Linked DNA regions of Mus musculus: region 1 is linked to region 2. The links are chromatin loops, found by intact Hi-C in ENCODE. Cell type or tissue: heart. All regions are shown on one strand.

Region 1 (2,500 bases), 560 kb before region 2:
CTTCACAGTTCCAGGGAAGCTGTTTGCATAACTAATCTTGCACTCAGCCAAAATAACACCGATTCATCAACACTTAAGGATTAGGAAATCTGTCTTGCGGAGACCTGGGAGGATAATGGGATGGTCACTGGAATGTCACAGATTGCAGCACATTCTGTCAAATGTGACATCAAATATCAAATATTCTATCAAATATGCCACGAGCTCAGGATTACATGAGCACTCATCGTACAAAAGCGGTGCAAGCCACGTCAGACTGTCCAGGCTGCATTTGCAGCCTCAGCTTCTAAGTGGCAATGCCCCTGCTCCCTCCTCTGCCTGGCGCCCTCCTAGCTGTGAGGTTTTCACAAGCCTCACTGCCTCAGAGGCCTCTATCAATTTAACCAGGCTCCATTAATAAGCACAAAGATGGTTTACATGTTTCCCTACTAAACAGTTATAGCAGTGAGTGTCCCTTAGTCTTTTGTGTTGCATATGAGTAATATTTATACAGGGGGAGGCCCTAACATGGGAATAATTACAGATAAAAGAGAACAGAAAATTAGAAACTTCACAGATGTAGCAAACCCACTCCAGTGTAATCACGGCCACTTATTTACTCTTCAGATAACAGAACTCTGCACTCAGCTCTTCCCGAAGTGCGGTGTGTATGTGTGTGTGTGTGTGTGTGTGTGTGTGTGCATGTGTGCGTGTACATGTGTGGTGTGTATGTGTGTGCTTATGTAGTGTATGGGGTGTGCAGAAGGTGTGTCCTTGATGTGTGTGTGGTGGTTTTGTATGTATAAAGTTGGTACATGAGTGGTAGACATATGTGGTTTCTTTGTGTGTGGTATGGTATGGGCTTGGTGTGTGGTGTGTGCATGTGGTGTGTGTATGTGTGCACATGTGTGTGATATCATTGTGCATGTGCGTATCTGCATGTGTGAATCATGGGGTATGTGGGATGGCGTGTATAGTGAATTTGTGTGCATTTATATGAATATGTGCGAAGTGTGTTTGTGTATAGGTCTGTGCTGTGTATGTGTTATGCATACATGTAGATATGTGGATGTTTGTTGGTGTGTACACTGACATGTAAACGTGTATATTTGTGATATGTGTATGTGGTGGATGTGGTGTCCTTTCGTGCACATGTGTGTGATGTGTCAGTGTGTGTGTGTTCTGAGTGCAAGTGTGTGGAAGGCGTGCACACCGGAGCCACTGTTGGCAGAGTCCTGTCTGCGCTGCCACTCTCCACCTACAGATGGCGCTGTTGCCTTGCTCTCCATTACTCAGGCCCAGGGATGGCCGTAATTACAAAACAAAAAGAGATTACACTGCATACAGGTGGGCTGCCTGCTTTTGTTGTTTGGGCCTAGCAGGCCAGGATCTATTCTTCACAACTTCCAGGCTGTAAAACTCAGATAACTTTGAGATGTGCTATTCTTCAGAAAGAAAAAAGAGAAGATTATATTTGACCATCGTTTTTGAAATCTTCAGAAATAAGCCCTTTGAAAATAAGTCTTTGAGAACTTCCGAGGGTGTGCATCCAGCCAGAGCGGTTCAAGGGAGACCAGCCAGTTAGGCTTCAGTTTTCAAGTTCTTCATTCTTGTCCTCTTCTAAACAAAAACACATGCAAATGCCCTGTTCCCTCATCAGAGAGCGAGTGTGTGTGTGTGTGGGGGGGGGGGGGGGGTGTCTCACAGCTTTGTAGAGCCCAGGGCTGTTGGTGGTTGCTTCTTGCAGGTAGACACTGTGGGCAGGAAGGAGTGGGCATGGCTGACCATCAGGCCTTCTGGATTGTGTCCATGGAAATGATTCAGATGTGCCCGGCGCTGGGATTTGGGTCCAGCCTGGGACCTTTCTCTCTTCTGCAGGAAGGAACTTTCAGTTATGCTCAGGATCCACAGCCCAGCCCGGCTGAGCTCGGGTCCATCTGTCAGGGATGTATGTATACTGCAAACCCTGCCTGTTGCAGCTGGCCTGTCTCTGCACAGCTTTGTACTCGTGGCAGCCTATTGGGAGTGGACAGCACCACGTGGTCCTCTCAGAATGAAAGATGCGGAGATACAGTGACCTTGAATCCCAGTCAAGATCGTGAATAATTGAGAACAGAACTCAGCTGCAGAACACACTCTGAGCTACTCAGTTTTCAGTGCTCTGAACACGTGATCATGACCTTTCCCGTCTACCTGGCTCCGGTTCCCAGCTCCAGGCCCTCGAGGCTGCTGTTGTGCGCTGTGGTAGAGCAATGCTTGTCCACATTAGTGAAAGTTGAGTTTTCCTGTGTGAGTCTCGGTTCCATCGGAATGGGGCTGCTAAGCAGCGTTCACACAGACAAGCAGAGTGAGCTCTGAGAACCGTAAAAACACATAGATGGCTTCATGCGTCCCCAAAGGAAACTACAGAAAGTTAGATGGACTTTGGAGGGTGCAGGGCTGTGTTGGCAGAGCTGATGTGGCTAACAGGTGCTGAGCAGGGCAGCCATGTGAGATGGGAGGCCTGAAGCAGGCTCCTCCA
Region 2 (2,500 bases):
TGCATCCTCCCCCTTCCCCTCTTAGCCCCCCTTTCAGCCTCTTTCATTTTTGCCTCTTTCCCCTTCCTCTCCTTGCCCTTTTGCTGCCTGCTCAGTCTTCTCTCTCTCTCTCTCTCTCTCTCTCTCTCTCTCTCTCTCTCTCTCTCTCTCTCTCTCTCTCTCTCTCCCTGCTTCCACACTATTCCCTCTCTCCCTTCTCTTCTTGCTGTTTTCTCAACGGCTTTGTCAAAACTGCTCAATTCTCAACAGTCAGACCGGAGAGACACAGGCCTTGCAGCCATGCCGGCAAAGAGGCAGTGACATATTTACATATTTAAAGGTAAATGAGCCCTGTGTGGTCACTACAGGTACAAGGTACAGTTTGCATTTCCTAAGACAACACAGCCTATTCCTGGAAACAGTGCTCCACCCTGCCCCACCCCACCCAGTGCTAAACCAGCAGTGATGGAGAGACCCAGCTGTGTAGAAGGCAGCCTCTCACTGTGTGGACAGTGGAGAAGGCAGAAGAATGGCTGATGTAAGCGCCTGTAAGGGGGGCCTCTCCACAGGCAGCTGCCAGCCTTCTGTCAGCAAGATGGACAAAGCCCCAGGAAGGGCACGCTGTGTGACAACGGTGTGCATTAGCTCCAAGGCTTGGCAGTCAGGGCAGCCCAACCTGCAGCCTCCTACATGGGACTGCACAGAGTTCCATGAGACAGGCTAGGAAACCACAGTGGGGTGTCTAGATGCGTTCGGTGGATCAAAGTGGCATTTCCCTTTAGAGCATTACCCAAGAAGTATGGTAGAGGCTGTTGCTGTGATATGATGGGCTGAGTGGTTAAAAGGGCTTATGGCTTCCTTCTGGCTGTTCTAGGTCACCTGTTAGGGGCTCTTCAAGGCATGCATGGTGCTGATTCTCATGGGCATCCCTAATGGTTCTTCCTACAAGCCAGTGGGCCATAAGCACTGGAGGTCTCTTTTGTAGAGCTGGGAGATAAGTCCACGCCTCCCTCTTTGGAGGCCGCGTTCTCCATTAAGCACTCCCCCTGTCTAAGTATACACAGTCTACAGCTTTGCAGGAGGTGGACCTCCCACTGCAGACAGAGGCGTCCTATAAGGCTGGGTCAGTGGAGCGTTATCACCATGACAGGCTGAGCTGAGAGTTTCTGGTAGATTATGTTTATTTCTTGGCCATTCTGTGACCACCGTTCATTTAGGGTCAGAAAGTTCTTGCACAGCTGCCCCCATGCTGTCCCGGGTGCTGACCCACCCGGGAGCTGACCAGGGTGCTGTCCAGGGTGCTTAACCAGACACCCTGTCAAGTGCCAGGGACGAGCTAACCACTTCAGTGGGATCCAGCAACACCTCTGAATGCTGCCCTCTAGTGGCAGCTCCATTCACCCACTTGCCTGAGTTGTGCCTTATCCTGCTGACCATGGTGTTAGGTTAGTGGTCTTCCTACCACTCTAGGCCAGCTCTAACCTGCTCTCTGTGCACCACTTCTGGCCCCAGCTTCTTGGTCCCAGGTCTGTTATTTTTTGTTTTGCTCTGTTGTGTTCTGTTTCTAGACAGGATCTCACTGTGAACCTTTGGCTGGCCTGGAATTTGCTATAAAGTCCAAGCTGGCTTCGAACTCACAGAAATCTCCCGGCCTCTGCCTTCCAAATGCTGGGATCAAAGTTGTGTGCCACCACATCTGGCTCACTCTCAGTTTTCATTGTCAAAGACAAAGTGACTGTGTAAGTATGGTTCAGAGAATTTGTCCAGTCTGTGGCTTTGACACAGCCACTCAGGCCTTCAGTTCAGGATTGGGATGGACAGTGGTGCAGCCAAATTCCCTCCTGCTCAGAGTGAAGGGAAGTTACAGTCTAGATGAGCCTTTTCAAAGAAGCCCAACCAAAATGACAGCCAATATTCTGGTGCTAAAGGTGGTCCGTGCAGGGAGCACCTGGATGACATAGGCTATCAATGGGTAGTGAGAAAAGACCATGATAGAGTTGGATCCCAGTGGGCAGGAAGCGGGTGGATGGAGGATGATTGAACAGAATTTGGAAGACATGAAATGATCAGCCAGGGACACGAGTGTGCACAGAGAGAGGATCCAAAGAGGATAAGTCAGTGATCACGGACATGTGCATATGTATATGTGAATGTGAATATACATATGAACATGTATGTATAAGTGAATGTTTATATATGTAGTAATGTATATATACATATAAATGTGAGTATTCATATAAATATGTATGTATATGTGAATGTATATGTATATATGAATGTGAATACACATATAAACATGTATATATGAATGTGCATGTAGATATTAACATATATAAAAATGTATATATACATATGAAAGCATATGTAGATAGGACCGTGTATGTATATATAAATATGTTCATACATATGAATGTGTATGTATAAGTGAATGTGTACATACATATAAACATGTATGCATATGTGAATGTGTATGTATATGAATGTATATGTAGATATGAATGTGTACATACATATATGTATG

Evidence for each region. Peaks named below come from ENCODE experiments on the same cell type or tissue, not always from the same donor. Only the 100,000 strongest peaks of a DNase experiment are listed, where the experiment ranks them.
Region 1: a loop joins it to region 2, with 5 times the contacts of the local background. A loop is called at or near these places in 10 of 42 quality-filtered maps.

Annotation. Positions count from the first base shown.
Region 1 is chr2:178,628,706-178,631,205 of GRCm38, forward strand. No RefSeq gene overlaps it. Among named protein-coding and RNA genes, the nearest start is that of Gm40031, 4.8 kb to the right of the region's middle. In heart, a CTCF peak has its summit at 1,243 (motif pointing right); no DNase peak of the experiment used is centred here.
Region 2 is chr2:179,192,636-179,195,135 of GRCm38, forward strand. No RefSeq gene overlaps it. Among named protein-coding and RNA genes, the nearest start is that of Gm35948, 150 kb to the left of the region's middle. In heart, a CTCF peak has its summit at 1,373 (motif pointing left); a DNase peak (open chromatin) is centred at 1,356.